Linked DNA regions of Mus musculus: regions 1, 2, 3, 4, 6 and 7 are each linked to region 5. The links are chromatin loops, found by intact Hi-C in ENCODE. Cell type or tissue: heart. All regions are shown on one strand. Links, peaks and the distances in the headings refer to the core of each region. The heading gives the core; the rest is flanking DNA. Region 1 overlaps Junos (a long non-coding RNA gene). Region 2 overlaps Junos (a long non-coding RNA gene). Region 3 overlaps Fggy (FGGY carbohydrate kinase domain containing). Region 4 overlaps Fggy (FGGY carbohydrate kinase domain containing). Region 5 holds the start of Jun (jun proto-oncogene). Region 6 overlaps Junos (a long non-coding RNA gene). Region 7 has its middle 99 kb from the start of Gm12707.

What was found. Peaks named below come from ENCODE experiments on the same cell type or tissue, not always from the same donor. Only the 100,000 strongest peaks of a DNase experiment are listed, where the experiment ranks them.
Region 1: it touches region 5 in a loop (8-fold over the local background); 25 of 42 quality-filtered maps call a loop at or near these places.
Region 2: a loop joins it to region 5, with 2.6 times the contacts of the local background. A loop is called at or near these places in 6 of 42 quality-filtered maps.
Region 3: it touches region 5 in a loop (2.7-fold over the local background); 7 of 42 quality-filtered maps call a loop at or near these places.
Region 4: a loop joins it to region 5, with 5 times the contacts of the local background. A loop is called at or near these places in 24 of 42 quality-filtered maps.
Region 6: a loop joins it to region 5, with 6 times the contacts of the local background. A loop is called at or near these places in 25 of 42 quality-filtered maps.
Region 7: a loop joins it to region 5, with 2.8 times the contacts of the local background. A loop is called at or near these places in 7 of 42 quality-filtered maps.

Annotation. Positions count from the first base shown.
Region 1 is chr4:95,158,536-95,163,086 of GRCm38, reverse strand. Junos (a long non-coding RNA gene) reads right to left here. Exons shown (of 5, transcript XR_867920.3): 4 at 1,632-1,896. Among named protein-coding and RNA genes, the nearest start is that of Gm12708, 32 kb to the left of the region's middle. In heart, for the core only: CTCF peaks have their summits at 1,455 and 2,022; DNase peaks (open chromatin) are centred at 386 and 1,646; H3K4me3 peaks cover 1,409 bases; H3K27ac peaks cover 3,435 bases.
Region 2 is chr4:95,106,467-95,111,017 of GRCm38, reverse strand. The region is part of intron 1 of Junos (a long non-coding RNA gene); the gene reads right to left. Among named protein-coding and RNA genes, the nearest start is that of Junos, 56 kb to the right of the region's middle. In heart, for the core only: no CTCF peak of the experiment used is centred there; a DNase peak (open chromatin) is centred at 2,007; H3K27ac peaks cover 590 bases.
Region 3 is chr4:95,634,957-95,638,956 of GRCm38, reverse strand. All of the region lies in intron 5 of Fggy (FGGY carbohydrate kinase domain containing), which reads right to left. Among named protein-coding and RNA genes, the nearest start is that of Fggy, 79 kb to the right of the region's middle. In heart, for the core only: a CTCF peak has its summit at 1,928; a DNase peak (open chromatin) is centred at 1,916; H3K27ac peaks cover 406 bases.
Region 4 is chr4:95,869,359-95,873,358 of GRCm38, reverse strand. The region is part of intron 14 of Fggy (FGGY carbohydrate kinase domain containing); the gene reads right to left. Among named protein-coding and RNA genes, the nearest start is that of Hook1, 96 kb to the left of the region's middle. In heart, for the core only: a CTCF peak has its summit at 1,935; no DNase peak of the experiment used is centred there.
Region 5 is chr4:95,050,742-95,055,292 of GRCm38, reverse strand. Jun (jun proto-oncogene) reads left to right here and starts at 3,071. Exons shown (of 1, transcript NM_010591.2): 1 at 3,071-4,551. The coding sequence starts at 4,022. Junos (a long non-coding RNA gene) reads right to left here and starts at 2,976. Exons shown (of 5, transcript XR_867920.3): 1 at 2,911-2,976. In heart, for the core only: CTCF peaks have their summits at 1,923 and 3,479; DNase peaks (open chromatin) are centred at 1,352, 1,952 and 3,002; H3K4me3 peaks cover 3,055 bases; H3K27ac peaks cover 3,455 bases.
Region 6 is chr4:95,152,252-95,156,802 of GRCm38, reverse strand. Junos (a long non-coding RNA gene) reads right to left here. Exons shown (of 5, transcript XR_867920.3): 3 at 3,168-3,211. Among named protein-coding and RNA genes, the nearest start is that of Gm12708, 39 kb to the left of the region's middle. In heart, for the core only: no CTCF peak of the experiment used is centred there; DNase peaks (open chromatin) are centred at 2,222, 2,692 and 3,872; H3K4me3 peaks cover 632 bases; H3K27ac peaks cover 3,488 bases.
Region 7 is chr4:95,383,782-95,388,332 of GRCm38, reverse strand. No RefSeq gene overlaps it. Among named protein-coding and RNA genes, the nearest start is that of Gm12707, 99 kb to the left of the region's middle. In heart, for the core only: no CTCF peak of the experiment used is centred there; a DNase peak (open chromatin) is centred at 2,662; H3K27ac peaks cover 1,496 bases.

The DNA.
Region 1 (4,551 bases), core at 326-4,325, 110 kb before region 5:
CAGTAAAGCTCAGAACTAAACCTGGGAGGGGGTGGTCCTAAGACTGTAGACAGCACCGGTCAGCTGTGGAGGCCTACTGAGAGGAGGCACAGTACAAACAGAGACATGGTGGTGACAACAAGTCTGTACAGCCTGGGCTGCAGGCAGCAGAAGAGGGGTGGAGGTGGTGGGGGTGGATCAGAAAGTCTCCTGGAGCAGACAGTGGCCTTCTTCTGGCATCCAGACTTGACTAGGTTTTCTCCAGGTTGAAGAGCTTGGCGAAAGGGAGGATGGGAGGCTATGCGGGGAGGATGGGAGGCTATGCAAAGGAAAGGAGGTACCTTTGCTGAGGCAAACAGGTGTGACCCTGCTGGGGTGGGGTGTGGTCACTGGAGGAGAGAGAGCTAGGTGTGTGACACTTAGGCTAACGAGGCAGGAAGATCACGAGTTCAAGTCTGGGAGTTGGGGAGATGACTCAGCAGATTAGAGCTCTTGCTGATCTCCCAGAGGACCTATGCTCTCCTCCCAGCAACCAGCATAGGGCAGCACCTAACAGCCTCTAATTCCAGTTCCTGTCTTTTGAACTCCTTGGGCAAACACACACACACACAAGCACGCACGCACGAAGTGGGGGAGGAGCAGGAGGGGGAGAAAGAGGAAACGAAATATTTGGTTTTTTTGTTTTTTTTTTTTAAGGAGTTCAAGGCTATCCCCAGCTACTTGGTGAGTTAGAGACTATTCTAGGCTATATAAGGACAAGTCTCAAAGAAAGAGAGAAAAATTAGATACTGACCCAGAGTCTGAGATGAGCCAGTGACTTCTGGAAGCTTCAGAGTCCTCACCTGTACAGTGGACATAATGCCGGCTTTCCAAGTTTCTTTATGAAATGAGACACATGCACGACTATATCCTGACTCAGTGCTACTCTTTATATTCACCTCATAAAACTCCCTCCCTCAATAAAATTTTTTAAATGAGCATATTTTTACTTATGCTCCCAGAAGCACTAAGAATCTATCTCATGATTAGTCATACGCCATAACAATACAATTAATAATAATGTTAATTACTGCTGATTGAAGGCACTAAGTGCTTAATATGTATAATCTATAGCTAATCTAACCCTCGGAGCGTATCTAAAGATAAGTATCATTACTCCCATTTTATGGGTGAGGATAATGAGACAGAGAAGTTAGGAAATGTACACAGGTCACCCGCTGGGTAGGGATAGGTCTGGCCTTTGAGAAGAAAAAAAAAAGTGCATCTACAAAAAGGTCAGAGTAGAGTGAGGAATGCCCTGAGTTTGGAGTTCATGTTGGTCTTGGCGATCTCCCTCTGTTTCTTTCTCAGAAAGAAAGCAAACATTTTAAGTGTCCACGGAGAGAGGGGCAGCCTTACAGATGAGGAAGAAGGGTCCGAGCTCAGGCTCCCCCAGCCGCCCAGGACCGTGGCTGTCCTGCGCAGGTCCCTGCGCTGCCCCTTCCCACCGTGGGTGGCTCCCAGCGGCAGGGAATCACATTATCTGTTGGGAAGGCGTCCAACACCCTCCTCCCGCCAGCCAGTGTTTGCTCAAGGCCTAGCTCTTCAGAAACTGAAACCAGCAGCCCGAGCTGCCAGCCTGAGGACGCCCGCGGGCTCTGCCCAGGCTTTACCTTCTATGGGGAGGCCCGCGGAGGGCGGAGCGAGCCGGCGCCGCTGACGTGGCCGCCCTGCCCTCGCCCCGGGCGCCCGCCTCCTCCGCGCCGGGTGTGGGAGCGCGGGGCTGGGAGAGCGAGGTGCGCGGGCGTGGGAGCGCAGGAGCAGCCGGCGTCTGGTGCGGGAGGCTGGGGTGGCGAAGCGCGGGCGGGGCAGGCGGTGGCGGCCGGAGAGCCCGGGGCGAGCAGTGGAGGGCAGGAGAGTAGGGCGTGAGTCTTAGAGCTAGGAGAGGAGAAAGAAAATAATGTCTGGTCATTATGTTTGGCGACAGGGACCGAACCTAGTACCCAAGAAGCGCTCAGGACATGTTGACAGTGGTACTGTCCTTGCCCATCCGATAGGGGGACAGTGTGCCCTATGAGTTTATGAACTTTCTTCCTTCACAGTGTTTAGGCACAGACTGAAGGAGATCAGGCGATCCGAGAGGGTGTAAAGGATGAGAATGGATAGGGACTCAAACTTGCTGTCTCCCAACACTGATGTGATGACCTCAGAAAGCTTGAGCGGGACAGTAGCTGAATTAGAATCCAGAAGGCAAACTTAGAAAAGCACTTTGTAAACCACTGACTTAAGACAAAGGTCTCTTTCACCTTCAGAGTTCCTTCAGCTACGTCCTCTTACTAGCAAAGCAAATAAACCCACAATTTGCTTCCTAAATAATTAATCAAAACCCAGAAGTCACTCAACACATTTTCAGTAAATATTCACTGGAAATGTCTAAGTACCAGTTGTGGCCAAGTGCTATGCTGGGCACTCAGGGGGTGGCAAAGGAGACGAACAAAGGCTATGTCCTCATGCATTACCCAAACTGTTGGACACAGAAATCGAACAACTCAGATACTGACATCCAACTAACCAAAGATACAGGTGTGTCTACAGTAGACAGATAATGTTTTCAGTCAAAAGTAAATAAAGGTGTCTTTCTCTTCTGTGGCCTCATAAGTAGAGAGAGAATCTTGCCTCTGTACATGAGCTAGAGAGAGAGGGGGGAGAGAGAGAAAGAGATAGAGAGAGTATTAATTCTGTTATGGATCTAGCAAGTCCAAGTTCCTGAGATTAGCAGCATAAGGCTGCGTGGAGAAAGCCTACAGGAAGAGCCCATGGCTTGCTTCCTGTTTATGTGTCCCTCCTCACAAGAAACTCCTAACAGATGGCCCCCACTCAGTTCTCAGTGAGTGAGTGTCTAAGAGGATGACCTTTGAAACCAGGTTTCAAGAGTTGACTTCAAGGCCTGTCTTAGCAGACCTCTAACCACGGGCCAAGTACTTAACCTCTGTGTGCCTATGCTCCTATTCTGTGAAGTGTTATGGATAATACCTAGTCCACAGAATTCTAGGCATTAGAGACGGTGCTTTAAGCAGGTGGCAGGGATTCGGTGTGTGCGCAGCAGTGCTTTGGTGCTCTCTGCCTAGAGAAACCTTCCTCCCCCTTTCTCTTCTGGGAGAGTGTGTATTTATAGTCCAATGTCACCTCCTTTCTGGAACCTCCCTTGCTTTATTGGCAAGGTAATTGGATGCTTTGTCTTCTATGTTCCCATCTCTTTCATAGTACCTTAGAGGACCCTTCATGCTCCAATTAGGTTGTCTAATGTGGTGTGTTTTCCTTCTTTATTCGACTACAAGTTCTTAAAGAGTGGGGACTATCTACAATTTGCCCCATCTCTAAGAAACCAGGCAGTCCCCAGAGCAGGGTGAGCTCTTGACACTCTCTTGAGTGAGTGGGTGGATGGGTGAGTGGGTGGGTGGATGGGTGAGGGGGTGGGTGGATGGGTGAGGGGGTGGGTGGATGGGTGAGGGGGTGGGTGGATGGGTGAGGGGGTGGGTGGATGGGTGAGTGGGTGGGTGAATGGGTGAGTGGGTGGGTGGAGGGTGAATGAGTGGGTGGATGGGTGAGGGGGTGGGTGGATGGGTGAGGGGGTGAGTGGGTGGGTAAGAGGGTGGGTGGATGGGTGAGGGGGTGGGTGGATGGGTGAGGGGGTGAGTGGGTGGGTAAGAGGGTGGGTGGATGGGTGAGTGGGTAGGTGGATTGGTGCTGATGGATGGATGATAGGTGAAGTAATCCTCCCAGGACTGTGAAATTCGAGTCCAGAGTCTGTGTTTAGTTTATGTGGAGAATATCGCATTTTTGAGTTTCTGTTTTGCCATCTGGATCTTGGAATAAAAGCACTGTATTTGGGGGTCAGAAGTTTAGGGCAGATGTATACATACATGACAGCACACAGATGTATACATACATGTATACATACATGACAGCACACAGGAAAGACTGCAGAGGAGTCAGTGTTTGTACTCTAGCCCCAGCTCTACCCCTTGTTAACAGGATGGTCTTTGACCAATCTTGACCTTGTTATAATGGGGAAGGCAGAACACACTCATGACCTGTTGAGAAAATCAAGAGATATTCTTTGTAAAAAGCCTGGGGTGCAGAACATATATATATTCAGAAATTAAACTTGCCTCCCTTCCACACCTACCCCCTTTGTCTGTTCTCCAGACACATAGGCCTGGACGCTCAGTACCCAAGACAGCTGTTCAGATGCCATATTTTGCTCAGAGTGACTAATGCCCCTTAAGCCAAGGTTGGAAAGCTGACTCCCGAACCAAGTTTAAACTTGAGTGCTGAGTTAGAAGCAGGGAATGCGGCTGACTGGTTGATTTAATTAATAAGGACACTTTTGAAAGAGAGCCCTTTTAAAACCAACAAACATTCCAAGGAAATTGAAAGCAAGAGCTAATCCATGATTTCATGTGTAGGTTTCTCGTGTGACTGAGAGAGTCCTTATGTAAAAATATGAATAATAAATCGTCCAAAGCCCACGTGAGCATTTTTTTCAAACTCTTAAGAGCAGTGGTTAGAATTGGCTTTGGAATCAATTAG
Region 2 (4,551 bases), core at 276-4,275, 56 kb before region 5:
TCCTGCACGATTGGATTAAAACAGAAGTTGTGCTCTGCTCATCAGTGATCCTAAGATCGCATGAAGAGTCCTCTAGGGACTGTGGGGGTGTCTGCCGACTTGGCACCCAAGGTGGCCCGGTGCTGGCACTGCTATATCTTACCTTTTAAACGTGACTTCTGAGGATTGAGCTCAGGTCCTCACACTTGCTGGATAATTGTTAACTGACTGAGCTGTCTCCGCAGGACTTCTGTTGTTTGTTTGTTTGTTTTCTGTTTCTCTGAAGAGGTTTTGGGAGTTGGCTATAAACCTTTCTCCTGTTGTTCCATCCTTGCACACAGCATTCCACTTTCCAGTCCCAACTAACAGATTGGGTGTCACTGAATCTTGACAGCCTACATTTGAGATTTCAGGGGAAAGAAGTGTGCCAGAACAAACCAAGCTCTATACTGGAAGTGCTTCACCTCTAGGGCCACTCCATGAGAGCCTAAATGGGGTGCGGGGGAGGGAATGGGGCAGAAACTGACTCTGATCCTAGGTAGCCAGGGAGCCTAGGTCAGGCTGAGAAAATGAGGCCCCATCAAGGCAGTGATGGAAGTCTTGCTTAGAATCCTGGCTACACGAGACTCTGGTGTCTTGTTAATTGGCCATACCACCCTGAAACCCCCTGACCTCTTCTGATTCCAGTGTCTTCTGCCATGCCCTGGGGGGGGGGGGCAGTAACACTCTGCCTCTCAAAGCCTATGTGACAAGTCAAAAAGCTCTCTGTATCATGGTTTAGCATCCAGGGTTGGTCTTGTTGGGCCATGGTTGCTGTATAATAACCAGTGTGGTACCCTGCCCCTCGCACAGCTTTCTAAGGACGGGAAGAAGCCTTCCTGTAAGCACCTGGTTCCAATGTTATCATGCTGAGGCCCTGGGGCCCGCATTGTGCTCAGATGCTAAGGTATTACAATGAAACTATACAATTTTCTTCAACTTCATGTGCCCCTTATTCTATTATTAAGTTTTGAAAAAGAAGATTGCTACAAGTGAGGCAGAGAGGAGAAAGATGGAGGTGAGGAAACCAGTGTGGGACAGGATCAGTCAGTCTAGCTGAAACCAACTGCATCAGAAGAATCTTCTCAAAGGATTGAAAAACAAACTGAACCAGCCAATAGTGGTAACATGACCAGGCAGACAGAGAGGGATTGAGGCCCCACATGCCCTAGGGGGAAAACATATATATATATATATATATAATGTGTATATATGTATATGTACATATATACATATGTATATGTATTATATATCTATATATATGTGTGTATATATGTATATATGTGTATATATATATATATATATATATATATATATATATATATGTAACAAATATTTTTGAGCACCATCTACATGGCAGATGCCATGCTCAGTGAGGCTGGCTGCAGACGTTGGCACTCTGTGTCTGAATGGAGCTGAAGGGATCTCAGGTTTCCTAGGTCCTCTCTTGTCATTAGTCTGAAATCAACAATTTAAGGGGAGTGCTTCCTCCTTCGCCATGACAGGCTGTCTCACCTGTAAAATGCAAGTAAAACTCACCACCAGGGCTTATAATGTCTCACCTATCACTTACATACTTATTTAGAGAAGACGATGTGTATTGGTGAGGTAGGAACTTAAAAGGAACCCATGGGCGCTTGTGAAGAACTGTCTAGTTGAACTTTCCACACCAAGATCCCCGGCATTGTGAGGTGCACAACCACGGAAGCTTCCACATCTCCCCATCCAGGCAGCTCAACCCAAATCCTACAACCAGCTCAGTCCATCCTCCGTGGAGAACACGGGAGTCACTTGTGGGACTCGGCCCACACAGCTTTCCCTACCCTTTCTTCCAGACACATGCAGTTCTCTGCTTCAGAAAAGTCCATAATCTACGCCTCCTCCTTTCCAGAATGCCTAATCCCATTGAATGCAGACGAGCCCTTTGACCACTCCAGTGGCCAGACGTCTGAGGCTGTTTTCAGGGTACAGCTTGGCTGAAGGTAGAATAAGATGATGGGTGGGGCCTGGGTGGAAAGAGCCTATGGAGGAAGGGAGGGCTGGAAGAGGGACAGACAATTGTTTCTGGCTGGAATTTTCCAGACAGAGCCACAGTCAGAGAACAAACGCGCTTTCTGAATTCTCACTGTAATTGTTTCTGACCTTTACTAAGATGAGCCAAAGGACTCCCCTGTGCCCTTCCACCCCCCAGCCCCTCTTTACAAAACTGTTTTCCTGGCTTTTCAAAAATGAAGTTTGGCAAGGCCTGATGGCCAGACTGTGGGCTGTGGAAAAACAATGCTTCTCCTTATGGTTCCGAGTGGAGCCTTTGCAATTAATCCATTGATTTCAGTAGAAAACCCTATTGTATCAGGGCCCACCAGGAGAAAGCTGCATCCTGCCGCAATGGCCCTGCACAGAATGCTCATTGAAGTCAGCCCCAAATTGATGGCAGGATGTGGCCCCCATCGCCTCCGAATTAAAAAGAGTCCAGAACATAATGACAGTAGGGCAGTGAAAGCCGAGGGAAGTGGGCTGCAGGAGGGGCCGGGGAGCTGCCCCCGAGATCTGAAACAGGATCCATTTGTGTCAGGTTCTCTGCATCAGCTTCTCCAGCCCTTGGCTCGGAGTATCCTCCGCAGACTCAGACCCTTCCTTAGCTACTTTGCTTTTTTTGGCCTTATTTATTATTATTATTATTATTATTATTATTATTATTGCTACTACTGTGCTACTGTTAAAACTTCCAATAATAACACATAATGCAATGCACACAACACCATCTGAGAAACAACCCTACCTACTTAACCCTCTCTTCTCTTGAAGTTTTTCCTCAGCTTCGGGAAGCTAAGATGGGCAGGGTGGGGGCACTGTTCAGTTCTTCCTGGAGCTGTGCATGTACTTAGCTGGCAGTGAAAATGGTTGAGCTTAGAGGAAAGACAATCCTAGTCTTGTATGTGGGAAACTTGACTCTTGCAGCATCTATGATGCCCTTAAAAGAGGAGTGGTGACTTCGACTTCACAAGAATACCAATTAGATGTTACCCCCCATACCATGCTCTCTATCTGCCTCTTCATGGAGGACAAAGGTGATTCCTTTGCAAAGCAGGCATTCTACAAATATTACTTTCCCTCCTTGCCACATTTGAAAGCACTGAGACTAAAAAACATGCATGTCTGCTTTTATCATTGGGTTAAAAGTCCACAGGAAACTGTGGGGTTGTCTAGCGACCACTTGTTCACCCCAGTCAAATGTTACAAAGTGACAGTCAACGAAAATAAACTAGTAGCTGAGAGGGGAAAAAAAGACTCTTCCTCTAAACTCTAAAAGAGAATGACATCCAGAAAATCAAATGTTTCTCAAAGAATCAACAATATTTTTGATGATGGAAGGATGAATAATCAAACATATGGATTACATTTCCGTATACTGTGTAGCACCTAAGATCCCAGAGGGAAGGGAGGGTGCTAGTAAAAATGTTTTTCATGTTTTATTAAAACCTCAAGTTTCTGAGAACTAATTTTATGACTAACACACAGACATACATCCTCTCACATGCTGGGAGGGGGGAGGGAAAGGGAGGGGGAGGAGAAGAGAGGAAAAGGAAGAGGAGAGAGGGGGAGGCAGAGAGGGGGGAGAAGGGGGAGAGGAGGGGAGGAGAGAGAGGGAGAGGGACAGGGAGAGGGACAGGGACAGGGACAGGGACAGGGAGAGGGAGAGGGACAGGGAGAGGGACAGGGAGAGACTGTTCGAGACTGTTCAACTGTCAAAGAATATACTTTAAAAAGTGTTTCCTCCTCAAAGCTTCTTCCTTGCGCCAGTCAGCCCCAATTCCTCAGTGCTCACCTCAGTCATTAGAAATTTGCGAGGCACAGTGAACTTGGCTCTCAAGCTCTGCTCACTTTCCTAGTGTGGAACCCTAAACTCTGTATTCTCTTTCAACAGGTGAAACGGTCCGTGTCGCACAGAGAATCTGAGTGCCCAATGGAGCAAAACATGCGAAAGCACCTTTCGACTGCTCAGTGCAGCTCCTTTAACTTCCTGGAATTGCCCTGCAGCTCACATAGCCATTCTTACTCTTCTGACACCATCCTGTGTGTCCCTAGGCAGACAACTCTGTGCCCGGTGTTTATTAGAAGGTGGGATGGTGTGGATACTGACAGTACCTGTGTCACACAGTGGAAATCACAATGAAATCAATGAAGAACTGTAAAGTACTTAGGAGCAACCTTGCCAAAATTTAAAAGAAATGAGGAATAGAGGAAGGGAGGGGAGGGGGAGAAACAGCCTATCATCGGGGAACTAGGAGGATGCTGGGATCGATGTTCAGTCCTTGATGTGGACTCTCCAATTTTCCCAGAGACATTTTCGAAAATGCAAACAATCCCAAAAGGCATGAATAACATTCAGTTCAGGGTGCACTTGCGGCACTGTATACGTACGAGTACTGTATACAGGATCACACACTGAGGAGTTACTGCTCATGCGCAGAGAAACCTCTGACATCCTGGAAGGAGGTGTAGGGGTGCCGATGAAATGAACAGACAAGAAGT
Region 3 (4,000 bases), core at 1-4,000, 580 kb before region 5:
AATGCTTCTACAGAGATGCTCTGACTACAATGTGATTCTCATCAAACCTTCCCTACCAACAACTGACTGTACCACATGAGTCTACACAGTGAAATACCCTGATTTTTTTCTTTTTTTTTTATTAGATATTTTCTTTATTTACATTTTAAATGCTATTCCCTTTCCTAGTTTCCTCTCTGAAAGTCCCCTATACCCCACCACCACCTGCTCCCCAACCCACCCACTCCCACTTCCTCGCCCTGGCATTCCCCTGTACTGGGGCATATAATTTTCACAAGACCAAGGGCCTCTCCTCCTATTGATGGCCGACTAGGCCATCCTCTGCTACATATGCAGCTAGAGACAGGAGCTCTGGGGGTACTGGTTAGTTCATGTTGTTGTTCCTCCTATAGGTTGCCGACCCCTTCAGCTCCTTGGGAAGTACCCTGATGTTTAAGCTCTGCATTTGTTTCACTGAAGGCCACCTCTACCACTGCTGGACAATCCTTTAAACCTTTGCAAAGAATTTCAACAAAGGGTGAGGCTTTGAGACAATTCACTACAAGACATCAAAGAAAGTAAATAGGAGTGCAGTGTAAAAGGAACGAGAAATCCCACATTTTCTTCTCTGTAAAAAAGATGGGACACAGTAAGAGGCATGGCTGTGAAGCCATGCATGCATTCCTAGGTGGGCCCCAGCCTCTGTTCCGTAGCAGCTGTGTGAGCCAGAACATGTTCCTTGGCACACTATCAGGACCACATAGGACAAATGCACAATATCCCAGAATGTAGTTCCTTTCCCACAGGACGAGCCCTTCACTGGCTTTCTCTTCTGTCCTGCCCCTCAGCCCATCCAGTCTAGTGTAGACAGGTTTCACTCTATATCTCTAGTATGTCCTGGAATGACTCCTATCACTGTACATTATTACCTGCTACTTCACCAGACATTCCCTAGATACCCAGACAGAAAAGCACACCACTATCTTTAAAAAGCAACTCCCATTAATGAATAGAACCCTACTCATGTGGCCTTTTGCTCATCACTGGCTGGGATGCTCCTCAGAAGCTGGGGCTATGCCTTGTTCTGCTGCAGACAGTCAGAGGAGAGAGGTCTAGCTCACAGAAGACGGTTCGAACTGAAATATCAGAAGTCCATCTCTTTTCCAAAACAACACAAAGGCAAGCTTTCCCCTAAGGGATCTCTTTTCCTTTCTGTAAAACAGTACACAGACCCCACCCCCCCCCCCCGCCCCTAGCCCCTAGCCCTCCACTGAATTACAGTTAAAATAGCTTTTGTGAAGGACAGACACGGGACACAGTGGCCATTTCTCTTCATGTGTGTGCACCCAGGCAATGAAGCCATTGTAATGGGAACAATGTGTGTTTCATTGCACTTCAACAGAACACATGACACTGTGTTTTGAGCCTGGGTGGGGATAGGGGCCAAAGTAAAGAAACCAACCCTAAAGTTTTATTGCATGAAATTCTGATAAAGAAGCACTTCGAAGCCTCTTTCCCATCATCAAAAAACCCACACTGGGCAAGATCAGAGCTTAACAGCCAAAAAAAAAAAAAAAAAAAAAAAAAAAAAAAAAAAAACCACATTCAATCCCTGAGATCATTTTCCTGAAATAGAAAACTACATATGTTTCTCAAATTTCACATCAAGCCACTGCAGAGGCCAGACTGCAGGGCTAAATTGGCCCAATAAGAGAAAAAGAAAGGAGAAGGGAGAAGGGAAAAAGAGAAGGAAAGAAACCTATTCTCCCACATGGCCACGTCTCCTCAGCACAATGTAGACTTACAAGCACCCAGCCACAGAGCTCTCAGTGAGAGTTGCTTATCCTGCAGCTTTTCCTTTGTCAAATTAAGAGACACTGCCTTGGATTAAAAAGACGCCTTAAATTCAAAAATGACTTCATGGTTGGCTCAGAGCTCCGAGTCTCCAGGGCTGGCCGCCAGGAGCACATCTAGTTCAGAGCCTCCCTCCCCTCCCTACTGGAATCAACCTGACTTCCAGAGAGACTGCAGGGCAAACCCTCAAGCAGAAGGGGTTTCCATACTAATTAAAGTCCAAGCACCTCTTTGAAACTATCTCCAGCTCAGCTTATAGAAAACTGAGGTTTCCTAAGAAGCAAGGATGGGGGTTAGGGATGAGGTAAGGGTACAAACAGGTAAAGTGGCATTGGGAAGATATTACGTTTTAAACAGCAGGCTACACTCTAGATAAGAACCAGAAAGAAATCTAGGAGGATGGATGAGCTAAAGACCTTTACAGAACCCGGGGAGAAGGCCTGACTTCTGAAAGGAGTAAGAGCCAGGCAATATTCAAAGCTGAGAGTTTTCACTAATGGATGCACTGCTTGGCACATTCTAACATACAGGTTGACATTTTTTTATTCATTAACAAAAATGAAAGCCATCTTCTAAATGACTTTAGAACAAAGGAATCCCTGATAGCAGTTTCTTAATAACATTTAAATATTTTTTCAAAGGCCCTTGAGAGAGAAGGAAAAGAAACACAGCAAAAAGGAGGTATATAAATTTTTAAAAAGAAACTATACAGAAGGGGAAGAGAAAGAAGAGAAGGAAGGGTCAGAATTTCCATGTAAAGTTGAGTTCCAGAGGTCTAATTCTACAATTAAACCTTAACTACCCATTTCTAAGGGAAAGAGCCTAAGAAAAAAATCCAAAGGGGTGAATGGTGGAAGTCCTTTCACTAGATTATTACATCTGCACAAGGGTCAGGACCCATGGTATGGGGCAAGTCCTTCAAGCTCCCCTCCACCTCCCTTCTGCATCCTGTAACCCATCTTGAACACAACCACACTGTTGGAGCCTTGCTATATCATAGATTCCAGTACAAGATGCTAACACCTATAATGAGACAGGATGAATCTGAAAGCAACCAGAATAAAATAATAAAGACAAAATAATCAGAAGATCCAATTATCATCCAAGAAACAGTCCACTGGCAGAGGGGTCCACCCTGGATACAAACTAACTGAAGAGTTTACAAAGAAATCCATTCTATGGAGACCTGGTTTCAAGAAAAGGTACCCCTAATCAAGTTACAGCCCAAAGGTCATACTGACCATGCAACCTTGTCCCTTGGTTTCAACCTCAGGGTAAAATACTTCTGATTTCAGTATCATGTTCATAGTTCCAAGACTGTCAACAGAGAGTATACCATCATATCCATTTGCAAGCGAGGAACCAAATTCTGAGACTATTTCACTTTGCCAAATTAAAATAACAAATGGAAATACATTTAAGAGATGATCTGAGGCTTCAGAAAAAAGACAAAAGGTTAAGTAGAGGAAAAGCCATATGGCTTCTCAGTTAGAATTTCTGCCATGCTCTATCCACAGGATTTATGTCTAGATGTATAGAGCAGAGAACCTGGCAAAGAACCTTCTAGAACCTGAGCATTATAGACTAGTGGATCTCAACAATGGGTGCACCTCACTGGCACTGAAGTCACATGGCAACTACATCTGAAGGCAAACTTTTGCACTTAGATTTGCTCAACTTCCAAACACTGAAAGAAGCCCTCTAACCTCCCTGCCTCCATGTACCCACAGAGATAGGTGCTAGTGTCTACACAGGACAGCAGTAGAACTGAAGTTCCAAAGAACTGGGGCTTTCTTAGGCATGGATGAAAAGGCATTCTAACCCTCACAGCCACTCCTACCGCTGGCTGGCACAATACAGTCTGGTTTCTTATTCTTTAAGCCTCTTTTTTCCCATTAATTTATTTATTTATTCACTTTACATCTCAATCACAGCCCTACCTCTCCTCCTAATCCCCTCTTCACAGTGCTCCACCCCATTATCCCCCCCATTCTCTTTCACTTCTGAGAAGGGGCTGGTCTCCCCTGGGTACCAACCCTCCCTGGCACCTCAAGTCACTGCAGGACTAGGTACATCCTTCCACCGAAGCCAAGCAAGACAGCCCAGTTAGGGGAGCAGGATCCACAAGCAGGCAACAGAGTTGGAACGGCCCCTTTTCCAGTAGTTG
Region 4 (4,000 bases), core at 1-4,000, 820 kb before region 5:
TTTAGCACACTATTATCACTGCCTGTTTCATGGTATTTCTTCTCTACGATGCTGGCAAAAACTTGAAACAAAACAAAACACCATTGCTGAGCCTGTCCACTCCAGGATTGACTCTGTGAAGAGAATAGGCCTAACACAGATGGCTGCCCATGAAGAAGTGTATACTGAATAAGAGAATGAGAGAAAGAAAGGAGACGGAGAAGTTGGCATTCAGACCAGAGACACAGACTTACAAACCATGTCTGGAGAAGAATGTGACCCAGGGTCCACCTGGGCTCTCAGGTGCTCAGCGTGCCTAAGTCTGCAGGACTTCATTATACCTCACGTTCATCTTACTCTCGATTCATAGGGTAGGGGCGAATGTGTATTGGAAGCAATGTCTTAGGCCAATTCTCTCAACTGCATGCTTTCCCCTACATCCCCTTTCTTGACTATATCACAGAACACTACCATTCTAAATCATGGTCAATGTCTGGGGCATAAGACTTCGTCAAAGGGCTGAAAGGGAAGAGAGTACACATCTCTCCCCGCACCAGCATGCCCCAGCCTCCATGGGTTTTGTTTGTTCTATAGACTCATCAATATACTGTCACCACAGAGCCTTTGTCTTCTCTGCCACTGAGGGTTCCTGCCAAGCATCCTTCATTAGGATGGTGACTCCCATTGCTCTTATCATCAGCTTTGCATATCCTCTCTCCCTAACCTGTCTTTGCTCTTTTCATTGCTTCATTTTCTCTTACTTCATTGCCTGCTTCTTGGGCAGTGGAATGTAAGCTCTGTGGCTGATGACATTCAGAGCACAGAAAGCTGGTGCCAGAAGGTAAAGGAGATACCGGAGTTTTGAGTAGAGCTGGGTAGAGAGACTAAGGACAGTGACACTGACTTCAAAACATTTAAAGACCTGATGATAGCCCTTCCTGCCCATAATTCATTACAATCCTATGACCGAGCATGTTGACATTGTTCTTTTGCAATGCATAAACACTTCATCAACATGTGTGGAACAACCATAATAGTAGTTCCTGACCCTTGCTATGGAACTTACATGGGTTGTTTCATGTAAAGCGATTAGAAGAGTGTCCAGCATGCAAACAGCATCAGAAGCAGCATCTGCCACACCGCTGTGTGCACAGATATGGTGGGTTTGTGTGTTCTGCTTCTGTGAATTATATATGGCGTGTATTGCACGTATTTTTGGTTTTTAAAACAAAGCTTGAAATTTCTACAATGAACGATGTGAAACATGTGCTCCCTATTTTAAATTCAAAGTAGGCAGTGTTGAACATTTTATAGGGATTGTTTTCAGTGTTTATGTAGTCAGAAACTTTTAATATGTTTGTAATAGGCATATACGACTTTTTAATCAAAGATTTAAAAGTTTTAAGACATGTAAGCGGGGAGGCGCAAGTTAAGAGCTCAAAATCTGGAACCGATGAAAATATGCTAATGGGGAGAATGATTGGCTAAAAGTCCCAAACACAACTTCTTAGGGGTAAATATGAGTCAAAAGAACTAGATGGAAGGAAGAGAGGACTGGAGATATGAGAAACAAGAAATCACAGCAGTTGCAACACCAGCAAATAGCCATTTCTCTGTAGGCTGCAGGGAATGCCTGTGGCAAAGGCTGGGACAGTGCACACACTGCTGCAATAAGAGGAACAGTTATACACAGCAGGGGTGTACAATGGTATTTCACTAATAACTTTGAAAGTTTGCTGGGGTGGTATGTGTGACCCCTCTCCTCCCCATCTGTCCTGTCCTTCGTTACTTCCCTTCTTTGTACCAAATGAGAAGCCTACTAGACGGAACTGCAATTTTGTCTTGTCCAGACTCAATTATTCCTTCAACTTCAAGAAACTAGATATTTTTTATTCCAAAGGAGGAATGGGATTGCTTTAGAAAGACAGCATTTAGCAGCCCTTGCAATGTTCATTAGTGCCACTGGGTGTCACTATTGCAAAACCAACAAAAAAACCAACCATTAAAAGGAAAAGTAACAACATTTAACTCAAGACACTACGAGAGTGATACCGGATCCAAAAGCAGACACTATATTGCAGAAGGTAGAAACAACTCATTTCTCTATGGCGATTATTAATTTCCGCCTTAATTCAATGGCTCACCCTAAGAAGAAATGACATTTCATTTCCCATTTGCAGATGTTGTTTTCTTTTCTTAAAACATTCCCATTTATTCACTAAGATGAAATCCACACAGAAAGTTTGCAGTACCAGTCGCTTTGTAATCACACTGTCTTCACCGGAGAAAGAAGCTTCCAGAATGAAAACACAAGAGAGTGAAGGAGGCCTGGCTGGGAGGAAAATAAATGCAGCTAACATTAGCTTGCTACTCACCTCAAAGCCATAATCTTATTAAATATATTTAAACATGGTTTTCATTTAGATTTGGCAGCTTGATTAATAGGGATGTATTAAATAATACCTGGCTGTTAAGGGTATATTTAGAAGTCACTGCCATGTAAAGCACACAACGTGCATAATCCAGCTTCATTATTACTTAAGGCTTCTCTGTTCTCTTGGCTGTGGGCACACACATATTAAACATTTAGCATGCACACTCAATGCGTGTTCAGCCCTTTTAAAAAGGCTTTCTGTTTAAACAGAAACATGCAATGGAAAATGAACTCAACTCTAAGAGAAAGGTAACGGATGCTTCCCTTTGCGGACCACTGTCCTGTTATCCAAAGAAAGGAGAGGGGAAGGTCCGGAGCAGTAGCTCAAGTAGCCAGCCTTAAAAAGATGCTCGGCTCCACAGAACCAAGGAAGGGTTCTGTATCCGAAATTTTTTCTTTATCAAAGCTGAGGTCAGTGAATGGCACCTGAACCACGAGGTAGTAAAGGAAGTAGAGGGGATGTGTTAGTGGTCAACAGAGGTGGGGGGGGGGGATGGATCGGTACTGTCCTGGGAATAATACTAGCCAGTAAACAAGGATAGGGACTGTAAGGAGGGATTGCTCTTAATGGCCAGGGAGACAGACAGAGAGAGAGAGAGAGAGAGAGAGAGAGAGAGAGAGAGAGAGAGAGAGAGAGAGAGAGAGAGAAAGACACCTCTAGTCAAAGTGGTTTATCTGCTTGTTTGTTTGTTGATAGTCTCCCTCCTGCACATTTTCTTTTTTGAGACAAGAACTCATTTTGTAGCCCAGGCTAGCCTCAAACTCCATCTGTATCCAAGGCTGACCTTGATTCATGCTGATCCTTCAGGCAAGGCCTCCTGCATGTTACCACACCTAGCGCTGCTGAGTGTTTTTATAGGGGGAAAAAAAAAGGGCTATCTCTGGCCTGCAGAACCCGCTTGGTCAGTTGGCATATTCTGCTGCCCTCTGTGAGTTTGCTTAGTAAGTCTTATATTGGAAGAAGACATTTGAGTGATCTGAATGTCACACATGGTCATATTCTGCTGCTTCAGAACAACCCAGGCAAACATGTAATCATGCCACCGCACTGTTTAGGAGACCATGTTTAAACCAGATAGGTACAGAAAACTGTCAACAATTCAAAACAATTTTTTTTTAAAAAGGACAAGTTTTAAAGTGAAGGTCTTAGTTTATCCTGTCCCTCAAAGAACTGCCTCAGACGCTCACCTGGGCATTTTGGAGTTGGGCTAGAAACAAGGCTACCCAAGGCAACACCTCACCTTTCAGACCTGTAACCTCAAACTTCCCCAAGGCTGAACGGAGGCTCGGAGCAGCAGCTAAAGAGAAATTGGGGTCCCGGTGGAAAGCACAGCATGAAATTCTATTCGTTGTCTGTGTTAGTCATATATGAGACTAGAAGGGGAGTCTGAATTCTCAGGTCCCAGGTCCCACTGCTGCTGAGTTTTACCACCAGGCCATTTGTCTCTGCCACTAGAAAGAAGTGGCTCTAATGAGAAGCTCAGTAACATCTTCATTTGTGACAGTCATAATGGGGGCACACAGAAGATCAGAAGGAGGAAGGAATTCCAACACATACTACAACATAGATGGATCTGGAACACATTG
Region 5 (4,551 bases), core at 281-4,280:
AGAAAACAAACACCAAGCAGAACCAGGCTTTACTTGCAGAAGTGGACTGGCTGGGGAGAGGTCCTGAAAATACTCAAGTTCTATCATTTACTGGGATCTCTGTTCCTTCCCTCGCCAAGCAAACCTCTGTCTCCGCCCTATTATACATGTTGAATGGGGTGCAGGGTAGCTCTACCTCAGAGGAAGGCACACATTTGGACCTGATGTGGTCTCTATTCACTACCTCTCAAAGCCTGGATGTAAACTTTATGCTGTAACTGAAGGGTGTTTTCAGCTGATTCCTCTTTAGAAGGAAAGAATGCAGGAAGGACCCCTTTCAGACCCTCACTCTCAGGCATGGCCAAGTGACTGGCTTTTGACAGTGGCATGAGAAACGATGGGTGCCACTTCTAGGTCAATACTCTAAGAGCCAGTGTTTTGCTAAGTTCCCCCTTTAGTCAAAGCCGACAGGGCTCCCTGCATAGCCACAGTGGGCAAGTAATTGGAGGAAGCAAGAAACAAACATTCATCAGCCTTTGGGATGTTGGGTTCTTCTTTAGGGTGGCATACCCCAGCCCTTCCCAACTGAGCTTCCAGCACGATATGGCTAAAAAGAGCAGAAGCTGGGTTGTGGAGAAAAAAAAAAAAAACAAAAAACAAAAAAAAAAAAAAAAACCTTCTCCCAGGCAAAGAGGAAGTTTATGATCCAAGCAGCAGCATTAACAAGAGCAGGGATCTGTTTCGCCTTGGATGAAACTGCTATTTCTTTACCTAAGTAGGAAATCAGCCTCTTAAGCCACAGGAGGCAGAAGATGCACAGAACCCTTGGGCAAAAGATACATAATTACACGAGGGCCTAGATCTGGGAGTTTCTAAATACAGGAACAACAAAACAAAGTCTATGCCATCAGCACCAATTTCCGAGCAAATAACTAAGACTTTAAGGGAAAGTTTGCCAGAGTAGAAAAAAATACAAAGGGATGTAACACAGACCTGAGATCACTTTCCAGCTGTCTGTATACCCTGAGCAAGACGCATGGACTTTCTGGGATAGTTTCCTCCCATGTAAAGTCTAGGTAAAAATGTATGCTTCTTAAGATAACTGTGAGAAGAAAACAGCATACTTAAACTGCTTGGAGTAACTGGCAGATAGGTGGTGTTTAGTGGACGAAACTTATTTTATTACTGTTATCATAAATCATGTTAAGTATGAGCTCCTTGGCAAAAAAAAAAAAAAAAAAAAAAAAAAAAAAAATAGGGCTGCGGACAGAGGAACTCGGTTTCCATTTGGGGGAAGTAAATGGCTCTAGACTTCACAGAAACCCTGCTCTACCCTGCCCCCACCAAGGTCAGCGCTTGACTGGTAGCAGCCAGTTACCCTCTGCAGCCGGCAGTGAAAAAGAGCTGGCGGGTTTCCCACCGATACCAGCTGCTATTGGGTTCTGAATACTCAAAAGGCAAAATATCTTAAGGCTTCAGGGTACAAACCCTGAGCTGAGTTCTGAGGCAGCAAAGTCCAAATTAGAACCTTTCTAGGTCCAACTTCAAACTTCAAGTCCTAGGCTGAAGGGAGGCTTAAGGGAAGAGTTGGCTCCCGGTCCTTTTTCTATCTTGCTTACGGGCTCCTGCCAAATCTCAACCCAGGATCCTCCAAATCACCCCACCCCCACCCCACCGACGGCCCAGGGTAACTCCGAAGCTGGTAGGGAAGGGGGCTATTCTCAGAGTCAAAACTAATGCCTGGCAGCCCGGTGTAGTGGACCTCATTCGCTCTACTTCTAGATGAGACCAATAAAGCTCAGAGAAGTTCTGAGATTTGCCCTTATGCCCTGGGAGAACCAAGCTTGCCACCTCTTTAGTCCTGAGGGGTGGAGGGTGGAGGGCTGATAGCAGAACCTTAGAAAAGAAATAACTTACATGTGTCTAGCGCTTCCTAGAGGCCGCACAGGATATGACTCCACCAGTGAGCGGGGAGGGGAGTTTTCAGCCTGTTTCTACCAGGGACTCCTGCTTAAGCACCGTGACTTGGGGCGAGTCCGCAGCTCTCAAGGCTTGTTTTCCCAGAAGCAAATCAGGGAGGGAGGAAGGGCGGGCGCAGACTGAGTGTGCGCGGGACCGTGTGTATGTGCTAGCGCAGGCGATCGCCGAGGTTTCCTGAGTTTCGAACCTTTATATGTTGCTTTCGACACCCCATGGGCGCTGGGCTAGCATCTTTCACACCTAGAGGAGGGGTCCCTCGGAGGCAAAGCGAACACCCCTCCCCCGGCACGTCCAGAGAATAAAGTGTTGTGCCGGGGACCCTGATGAGTCGGTTCCGAACACCGCAAATCTCTGGTTTCCAGGTACAGCACACTGCGGCGCAGATCCTTCTCCGAAACTAAACTTCCAAGCATACTCATCTTGGAGGGCTACTCTCAAACCCGCTCAACTTCAACGCACTTACGTGCTCCCACACCCAGGGCGCACACAACCCTTTTAACCCGCATCGCTCTGTCCCCCGGAAGTGCGGGGGTGCGGAGCCAGCTTCAGTCACTCAGATCATTCAGCCCTTTCTCGGGCGTGCGTGCGTGTGTGTGTGTGTGTGTGTGCCCGCGCGCGGGCGCGCGCCTGTGTGCAACCTTCACTCCCACCCAAGCTCTCCGCCCCCGGCCACTAGCGCGCCTCCCCTGCTTTCTGGATCCCCGCGTCTCGGTCCCAGTCCCCAGCCCTGAACTTGAGCCCGCCTCCGACAGACTCCGCAAGGGTCCTGCCGACCGGCAGCCTCCGTCACTAGACAGCCAAACCAAGACGTCAGCCCACAATGCACCGGGCGGGCCGGGAAAGACGCGCCGGGGAGGGAACCCGGGAACACAAGCCGAAGCTGAGCGCGGGAGGGGGGGGGGGGAGGAGGAGAAAGAAGGGCCCAACTGTAGGAGCGCAGCGGAGCATTACCTCATCCCGTGAGCCTTCGCGGGCCCAGAGAAGAATCTTCTAGGGTGAGGTCTCCATGGCGACGGGTGGGCCCGCCCCCCTGAGAACGACGCAAGCCAATGGGAAAGCCTCGGGGTGACATCATGGGCTATTTTTAGGGATTGACTGGTAGCAGATAAGTGTTGAGCTCAGGCTGGATAAGGACTCAGAGTTGCACTGAGTGTGGCAGAGACAGCCTGGCAGGAGAGCGCTCAGGCAGACAGACAGACAGACGGACGGACTTGGCCAACCCGGTCGGCCGCGGACTCCGGACTGTTCATCCGTTTGTCTTCATTTTCTCACCAACTGCTTGGATCCAGCGCCCGCGGCTCCTGCACCGGTATTTTGGGGAGCATTTGGAGAGTCCCTTCTCCCGCCTTCCACGGAGAAGAAGCTCACAAGTCCGGGCGCTGCTGACAGCATCGAGAGCGGCTCCCGACCGCGCGAGGAAATAGGCGAGCGGCTACCGGCCAGCAACTTTCCTGACCCAGAGGACCGGTAACAAGTGGCCGGGAGCGAACTTTTGCAAATCTCTTCTGCGCCTTAAGGCTGCCACCGAGACTGTAAAGAAAAGGGAGAAGAGGAACCTATACTCATACCAGTTCGCACAGGCGGCTGAAGTTGGGCGAGCGCTAGCCGCGGCTGCCTAGCGTCCCCCTCCCCCTCACAGCGGAGGAGGGGACAGTTGTCGGAGGCCGGGCGGCAGAGCCCGATCGCGGGCTTCCACCGAGAATTCCGTGACGACTGGTCAGCACCGCCGGAGAGCCGCTGTTGCTGGGACTGGTCTGCGGGCTCCAAGGAACCGCTGCTCCCCGAGAGCGCTCCGTGAGTGACCGCGACTTTTCAAAGCTCGGCATCGCGCGGGAGCCTACCAACGTGAGTGCTAGCGGAGTCTTAACCCTGCGCTCCCTGGAGCGAACTGGGGAGGAGGGCTCAGGGGGAAGCACTGCCGTCTGGAGCGCACGCTCCTAAACAAACTTTGTTACAGAAGCGGGGACGCGCGGGTATCCCCCCGCTTCCCGGCGCGCTGTTGCGGCCCCGAAACTTCTGCGCACAGCCCAGGCTAACCCCGCGTGAAGTGACGGACCGTTCTATGACTGCAAAGATGGAAACGACCTTCTACGACGATGCCCTCAACGCCTCGTTCCTCCAGTCCGAGAGCGGTGCCTACGGCTACAGTAACCCTAAGATCCTAAAACAGAGCATGACCTTGAACCTGGCCGACCCGGTGGGCAGTCTGAAGCCGCACCTCCGCGCCAAGAACTCGGACCTTCTCACGTCGCCCGACGTCGGGCTGCTCAAGCTGGCGTCGCCGGAGCTGGAGCGCCTGATCATCCAGTCCAGCAATGGGCACATCACCACTACACCGACCCCCACCCAGTTCTTGTGCCCCAAGAACGTGACCGACGAGCAGGAGGGCTTCGCCGAGGGCTTCGTGCGCGCCCTGGCTGAACTGCATAGCCAGAACACGCTTCCCAGTGTCACCTCCGCGGCACAGCCGGTCAGCGGGGCGGGCATGGTGGCTCCCGCGGTGGCCTCAGTAGCAGGCGCTGGCGGCGGTGGTGGCTACAGCGCCAGCCTGCACAGTGAGCCTCCGGTCTACGCCAACCTCAGCAACTTCAA
Region 6 (4,551 bases), core at 263-4,262, 100 kb before region 5:
TAAATATTTGTCTCCTCTTTAAAATCAATTTGACTATAATTATGAATTTTTCTTTTGGGAAAAAATTAAATACATTCTTGAAGTAGCAAAAAATAAATAAATAAAATAGATTTGACTTAAGAAGTCAACTCGACTTGAGAGTGATCGTTTCTGACCTCAAAGGAGACTTCTCTGCCCTTTCTTAGCAAAGAGAATTGTGTAACCTGGAGGGTGTACAGACCCAGAGTCTAGGATTCATTCAACCATTCATTTCTTATCTGACCCTGGCAAAGCCACTACCCTTCTCTGGGTTGTAGTTCATGGGAGCTACCATTCTTTGAATACACATGAGCTGACACACTACATTTTCTATAGACTTCATAGACTATGATGGTCAATGCTATTCTAAGTAGAGGAAGGTAAACTAATCTATCCAAGGTGCTGTTAGGGTCAAAGATTGAGCTCTAAAAGCCCTAACAAGCAAGGCTTAGTCACCAGTCCTCTGTAGGACCAGTAAAGAGACAAGACACAGAAAAAGCCAAAAGCAGAGAGATGTATTTAATGTGGCCACATTGGAAAGAGGCCCAGTTACAGTACCTTGGGCCAACCCTACTAATCCACCTCCTCCGACATGAGGCCTAGGGACGAGAGAGCAAGGGGCATGCAGAACTAAGGAGGTCACCCATTACCGACCCATCCTTGTTTCTGCCCCTCTCTTTTTGAATGTGGTCAGAAAAGTCAGGACTGTATGGTGGCTCTTCTGAGAAGACAAGCTCCTCCTCCATTGGCACAGAGCCTCAGTCTTCCCCTTACAACGTGAGGTCCATAGGCAAACTCTTGTTCTTGGGTGCACTGTCTCAATGGTCCAACGGACCAAGAAGGGAGGGACTCTGCTCCCTGTAGAGTATCTCCTGTCAGAACAGTTACAAGGTCATCTATAAAACTGCCAGGATAGGGGCGAAGCATAACAGAAAGTGTGTCTGTTGTGAACATGAGGCAGGGTTCTCAAGAAGTGAACTTAGTATTTCCTGGTTACTGTATGAGAAAAGAAGCCTCTGTGACCCACTTATTACAGGGCAATAGGGCACGCGTCACTGGCAAAGACACACACCTTCACGTGTTACATACCCTTATGTAGACCCACAATACACTTCTACATCTAAAAAGCTCTGGGTAGTCTTACCTTAAAGGAATATAACTTTATTTCCAAAAAAAGAATTAAATTTATCATCAAACATTTTTTTTCTTGGTAACATTTTAAAAATATATCCCAAGAAACAGGTATTCCTCAAAACACCAGACTCTTGAACTGAGGGCCTAAAGAGTTTATTCATCCAGCTATGAGAATCCCACTCATAAAACCTGTTTCTTGTACCTCTAGTGATGAGAGGCTTATCACCTGCTGACAGAGCCTGCCCTAATGCTGAACTAGTGTGCAGTACTTGGAACCCCGCCACCCAAAAGAGAGACGTTGCAAGCCACATGTGTGCTTCAAGATTTTCTTAGGAGACACAGGAAAAAAAGAAATGCTAATTAACCCAATGGATCTGAAACCATCCTTTCAACCCTGTAGCCCATTAAAAATATTAGTAAGGCATTTCACTGGCTTCTTTAAAAATAGCCTTTGAAATCTGGTGGTCAGAAGTTTAATGTGGCTAGTGTTTACTGCACCAGACTGCACAGGACTGAAGATCTGTCTGCAGGTAAAACTGAGCACCTCCTGCCTACATCTCCCTTCCATGATCCTTGGGTACAAAGGCATGGTCTACAACTACCACCAACGTGAAGATGGGTCTTCCTGTTCAATGGGTCCAACATGCTGCCAAGTGTCTCCTCCTTTCCCCGACTACAGAACTCAGTCCTGGGATAGTTCTCACTGTCTCCCTAAGAAAGAGCATTTCACATATAAATATACTCTGTAGACCAGGGACCTCTCTTGCCCATTGTGGCGCAGCACAAATGGTGGTCTTCATCACCCTTTTCTCTTACACTGAACCGACAGCATCGAATTGGTTAACAGTGTTTTTAGGGCATCTCCTTTTTGCTCCCTGGGACCAGTTTCCCCATCTGTCAAATAACAGGTTTGAATCTTCCAAGGCTCGGCCCTTTAGCCTGCTCCCGTGCACACCGCCAGTCTGCCTCCCTGCTAGTTTCCCCCATTAAAACGAAATCTCCGGTTATTATCTCTACTCGAAGCATAATAAGCACATTTTGCGTGCTTAGCACGTGCCGGGCCCCGTGTAAAGAGCTGTGAAAAGGGCACTTCATTTGGCCTTCTCCGTAGCCAAGTAAAGTAAGCACTGTGATTATCCTCTTCTATAATTGTGGAAACTGAGGCATCGGGTGGTTGACTCATAGGTCAGAGGCCTAATGAGGGCACGAGCTGAGCTGAGGACTACTGCCCAGGGGTCCTTTCCAGGCCCCCTTTGCTCCAGCTGTGAATCACGTTCCATCCTTGAACCCGAGGTAAACTCGGGTCTCCCGTGACAGTTCAGGAAAACCAGGTTTCCCTCCATATCCTTGTTTGTAAAACCGGAGATTATCCTCCTTCTGTTTTCCAGAGGAAGGAAGCACCGCTGGGCCTGCCTTGCTGAGGAAATCCTACCCTTTGCAAAGGGACTTTCTTCCCATCCCCTTGACCTTTCAGGAAAGGGGGGAGGCCCCGGGAAGGCTCTGGAAGAGGACCGCAGAGCTGAGTTCGCCCTGTCTAGGGCAGGAGTATTTTTAGAGTTGGCTCTACACTGTTTACAAGGAAGCTGGTCCCCTGAGCCTGCCTGCTCCCTCCAGGGAACACTGGCTGCCAGCCCCACCCACCCGCTTTACTTTGCCCCTGGCCCTCCCTTCCTCCCTCCCAGCTCTTATCCTAAGTCTCCATCAGCTCCTGGGCTCTATTTGCAATCGGGTATGCTACAGGACTGCCCCAGGCAAAGAAACCTGAAATTTTTCCTGCAGAGGATCAACTGTGTTGGGGCACTGGGAAACAAGCTGCTTACAGCTACAATGGCCTGGGGGGCCTTCTGGGAGCCCTTTCCAGCAGCCAAGCCAAGGGCCTGCTGAGCTGTCTGCTGTCTGCTGTCTGCTGTTCCAAGAAAGGGAGACAGACCCTCAGAACTTGCCAATGTGAGGGGGCAAAGGACTGCAGGCCCTAGTCGGCAGGCCCAGCGGCTGGCTCTGCCTACAACTCTTACCTGGTGTGATACTGCTCTCCTGTAGATCTTCTCCAGGCTGGTGACTGTAAAGTATTAATAGGACAGTCTCTAGCATGTGCCAGGCATGCAACACCCAGGATCGCGGCAATCATTTCTCTAATTCTGATGCTTCTCCCAGTGTCTACCTGAAGGAGACTTTTAGCAAAGGATACTTTCTTTATTCTTTTAGCTCAGAGATCATTCACTTCTAAGTCGGTGGATAAACTCTGAATCCCCAAGCCAGGCATGCCCAGGAGCTTGCTAGCCAGCCAACCCAACTGAAATGTTAAGCTTTAGATTCAGTGGGAGACCCAGTCTCTCAAACTTCAAAAGGAATGTGATAGAGGAAGGCAAGACACCTGATGCACTTCTCTGGCCTATGTGTGCACATGTGTGCACACATTAAAATAATAATAATAATAATAATAATAATAATAATAATAATAATAATAATAATAATAAATTGTCCTTTGGCCATGTACATTCATAAAACATTAGTCAGGCCATTTATTCCTTCCCCTCCAGCTCTGACCCATCCTCCTGCCGTCCTGAAGTCTTGCAGAAGATATTCAAATGTGCTTGTCTGGGTCAGTCTCTAACTTCTAGAGCAGGCCCTTTATGTGTCTGGCTTCTGAGAGCATCACCCAGACCAGTCCTCATAGACTTGGCCCAAGTGAACCAGACTTCCCAGAGTCTAGCCCTAAGCTGGCAGTGCTGAGTGGGAAGCTAAACCTAGGTGACCTAGGCAGACTGGTGCCACCTGATCCCTCTTCAGATGTGTGTATACAAATGGCAAGGTCTCAGAGATCCTCTGGGGAAGTGGCCTTTCTCCTCCTGGTTGCAGACTGGACTTCTTCAGCAGCTGAGAGCTTCTAGGTGTTTAGTTGGGACAGTTTCTTTCCCACAGGCATTTCCTCTTCCTCCTCCTCTTCCTGGCCACCTACTCTTCCTCCTCCTGTTTCCCACTTCCTCCAACTCCTTGTTTCTTCCTCTCCTCCACTTCCTCCTTTACCTTGTCTTCCCCACAGCTGTGCCGCTAGCCAGATCAGCCCCCACGTTTATCCTAAGGGAGGATTCAGTACAGAAGACAGGGGTAGAGCTCTTCCCGTGAGGTCACACCTCAGTTCCTCTCCTTTCCATGGATATATGCTGGACTCCAGGCCCTGGGCCAGCAACTCAGAGACCTGGCTACTTCTTAGCCCTGGGAAGTCAAGTATGAGAAAATATTTCACTTTTGTCTACCTTTATGGTCTCAAAGAGTTGCATCCACACTGTCCCATGTTGAAGCTGCTTTGAGAGTATGAGTTGAGTTAAAGGGATGTCACACCCCCCTGGTCCCCTGCCTACCAGTAAGAAGCAGCAATATGCTTGCCTGTAAGGAAGA
Region 7 (4,551 bases), core at 214-4,213, 330 kb before region 5:
CAATTCTTGTTTATATAAAATAGAACATACTAATAACTTATATCTAACGATTAAAGTTTATACATTCCTAAGGTCTACTCAAGGTAGCAGAAACTAACATGAAGGTATATGTATAGCATCTTTGTATTGCTTTTCTATGTTAAATTTTAGCTATTTAGATAAATTGCATCACACTAAAACTATCAAATATGCTGTAATGGTATGCTATAAAAGGATTGGGAAAATAAAGTACTCGATCTCTCTGTGAACTGTATTTATAGTTTAAAGTTTTCTTTTGATGCTAAAGGATCTTCAGTTGAATCTTCAAATTTTAATAGGAATAAAACTGTAAAATCCTAATCTTATAAAAACAAGTAACTTATTGTAAACTGGTAAAGATAACTAAGGCATTTAAGTTAATGGTCAGTCAACTTATAAATGATCAAATTCCTCAATGTGCTCAGAACTATGCTTTGCAGTCATGCTAAATACAAATATAAAATTCATCTATTGGGATAAACTTTAACCTTCTGTATATGTTGTCAATGTTAAGCCTAAAGCAAGTAACTAAAACAAAGTAAAGTTTGCTTAAAGTCAGCTATACTTAATAAATTAGATGATGGCTCTCAAACTACTCAGAGATCTGATGAATATGACATTGAAGGTATTTAATAAACAGACTTCCCCTAATAGAAATAGTAGCTTCTGGTAGCAGCAGCTAAGTCTACCTCCAAAAGAAGACAGGCAGCAACAGACTCCACCTGGAGTTTGCTTTGAGTGTAGTAACATTGAGTACTAAGTAAAAGACTATATCGTGCCTCGCCTGCCTACTGTCTGGCCCTTCCCAAACTATAGACACTACTGGGCAGACTGCTCCTCTGCCTCCTCAAGGTAGGGCAATCCCAAAAGTTTTTTCTCCACAGAAAAAAATCTCTCAGAGCTTCTGGGTCTGGTGCCTGAAAGCTGACGCTGCTCTGTGTGGCATTTAAAAACTTAGTACTGTCCTTTGAGGTGGCAGATGACTGACAAACAAAGCCATCAAGATCACCATGGAGGATCCCAGGCTGTCTGTCCAGATAGGGAGTAAGTCTGCCGTTAAAAAAAAATATCAATCCTTTGTGAATTTCATATCATACGCTACAGTCCTATTCACCTCCCTGTCCCTTCCTATCCTCTCTCCACCCTTGGAACATCCCCCTTCAAAAGAAAAACAAAAACAACAAACAACAGAAAACAAACAAACATCATGGAGGCTTTAATGTGTCACAGTGTGTGCCATTGTACACCCTTTGCAAATATTCATCACAGTGAGTCACTGGTCTGGATCGAAGCCTCCATTATCAATACCGGATCGTCACTGGGACTCCTCTCTGATATCCTCTTGCTGCCCTGTGTCATGGAGATTCTTTAGCTTTATATCTATGGGACAGCTCCTTCTTTTGTTCCATAAGTTCATAGCTGAAGTAGCTGCTGAGGTGGGCCAACTCAAAGCCCTGGATCTGGGACTGGGTGAAAGCTGAGTTGGTTAACCCCCCAGCTCTCCCATACCTACACCACCAGAGCAAGCTCTCCAACACTGGCTAGCTCACCCAATGCCACAGCTAGCAATGGGCAGGGTTGGCTTTCCTGCTCTCATGCCCTTGGGCCGGCTCCACTGAGCTACCCAATGAGGTGTCTCTGTTGTTCTTAATTAATACAGCGGCCACTTGGTTTGTACTTTTTGCTCAAATGTATTTATTTTTCTCAGATCTTTGTGATGGTAATGGTGGCAAGCCCTAGCTTCATCAGTTTGGCAACAACAGCTGACTTACCTGGCTCCTCCCACCAAGGCTGCATCTAGCTGGCCAACCCATTTCCTAAATGCTTTGCTTCCCTTAGAGCTACAAGGTCTCCTGCTGAGAAAAGCAAACTCAGAGGCAAGTTTATCTTACTGACAGGCTTCACACTGCAAAAGATAAACTCTCAAAACAGGTTCCATGAAAGACAGAAATCAAGCTACCATGCTGCTGTTATTGACTAAAAATTTACTTTTTACTGTTTCTTTTTAAAGATAGAACTTGCTTTTCCAGGGACTGCTTTTAGTATTCAAGCATCTGTGCCTCACAGAAAATGACTGAACGCTTCCAGATTTGTGGGGGAGGGGAATGTTGAAAGTCTAGGTAAGTCATGAAGGCCTGAGGAAAGGGATCTAAGGTTAAGTTAAAAGAAAAAATGAGACTTAAAGGTGATACATGATGTTAAGGCTTCAAAATGCAAAGTTTAACATTACTCACTGGGGTTCTGTTAGGTTATTAATCTACTCTAAGCAATTGTTATGATGGTCACTCGCCCCAAAAATTTAAATTTCCTTTGGTTGTTTTCTAAATATAGACTTAAAAGTACCTCTTGTGCTAAAAACATCTCTGTCCAGTCTATATATAGCCTCAAGCTCTTCTTCCTCTTTGTTCTCTTTCCTGCTGAGAAATTTCTGTCATGTTACAAAAAAAAAAAAGAAATGTTTATGCTACTATTCTGTTGATAGCGTTTCAGCCTTGTTTTGCTATGGCTCCGATCCAGACGTCTGCTGTCACTGTTTACAGACACGTATTAACTTCTTTCTCCACAATGACGATTGCAGTGCAGATCACAGACCTTTGTCCCCAGTCTGTATCTGTCCCAGCAGATTTCCAGTCAGCTGACACCATCCAGGAACCCAAAGGCAGCCCCGATGACTGCTCTGAAATGGCCTACACTTTGCCAGCCCCAAGTTATCCTGCCGAAGAAGCCCTCTACCTGGTGAGCCTGTCCAGTCCAGTGAAAGAGAACTTGCTTGCAAAGTACAGCTTCCAAGGGCCGACTCCAAGGCTATCCTCCGGTGTTCCTTGGGCCCTTAGCACCTACAATTCCTGCTCCCTAATTTCGACTCATATTCTAGCCTTCCTAGACTTTCCTACCTCTGACCATGGCCCTGCCCAGCGGAGAAGCAGTTATAGAAGGGAGGGACCTGTTGCACTTTATCATCAACAAAAGGCTGGAATGTTAGGTCTCAGGCAATCCAAGTATGCAGAAATGAGCTCAGTGGCCTATAGAAGGATTTGTGAAGGGTAGATAAAAGCCAGCATTCCTGGGGATCTTGCAAAACTGATTTTGATCTGCCAAAATAAATCATTTTCCTTAGCTCTTGCAGATGGGACATATGGCTACCTGTGGTGCCAATCAGCATATCAAAGTGCATGCTGGCCATCAGGCTTCCTCAGTATCACAAGTACATGTCTCACCTTTCCTAGTCTATGCTAGCATCCTGCCCTTCCCTCCCTCCCCTCCAGCTACTTCTCCTCCACTCTCTCCATCTCTATTCCTACACTTGCTACTCTCTATCCCCCAACTATCTCTCTCCCTATTTCTTGCTATCCTCTTGCTCTCTCAATATGCTTTGTTCTCTAACTCTTGCTTTCATCTCCTGTATACTTTCTTGCTTCCCTATCTCTGGTCATGTCCAGTCTCTTTCTCTCTGCTCTGGACTCTCCCAAATGCCTCTAGATATTTTCCATTAAAAACCTTTTCCCTAATGTAACAGTCATGTAGGCCGTCTCTTTACTGTACAGTCATGTAAGCCGTCTCTTTACTGTACTCCCTTGCGTACACTTATCACATGTAAGCATGTGAAATGTATGTTTTTCTTAGTCTGGCTGGAAGGGTGAAGTTAGTTACAACTTCAGCCTACACCTGTTGGAAGGACTGGATGGGTCCATGCACACAAACCATTTAGTGCTAGCGCCCAGCTCAGGAATACCATCAGCTTGTCAAATGAAGGGAAGGATAATCAGTGAGCAATGACGCTTTAGATGCTGCAAATGAGCTTCAAACTTTAGTATCTATGGGATTGGTCAGGAGCTTATCAAAACGAAGACCTTGCTTTTCAGAGATGTGGCTCATTACATCTAGGATGGAAGTGGCCCAAATTTATTTTTCATAGTTTACTGATCACTACAGTCTGTAAATTTTGTCGCATTGCTGTCTTCCTGAACCTATATATTGGTCCCTGGCCAATTATAGATTTTCAAGAAGAGGGGACTGGACCTATAGTCTCACTGTTTCCAGTACAAAGAAGTCAGAACTGGGGATTCTGAAATGTGTCTGGAGCCTCCCTACAGAAAATCTCAACATCAGGGGACTGGAGAGATCTCTCAGTGGTTAAGCACACTGACTAGTCTTCCAAAAATTGTGAGTTTAATTCCCAGCAACCACATGGTGGCTCACAACCATCCATAGTGGAATCTGATGCCCTTTTCTGGTGTGTATGAAGACAGTGACGGCATACTTACATAAAACTAAATAGGTCTAAAGAACAAAGCAACCCTCAACATTATAGCCACCATTGTCTTGTGCAGAATGTCCCACAGCTGCAACCTTGTTGTCTTCCTCAACAGCATCAACATGTAAGTGATGTATTACATAAAAGTGGCCTTATCTGCTCTCATCCTCACAACACCTCCATGAGGGAGGAAACTGAGGCTCGGAGTTTGTGTCTGAAGTCATGAAGCAAACAAGCAGTCCTTTAGGCTGCAATGTAGGCATTGAGAATTGCCAAGT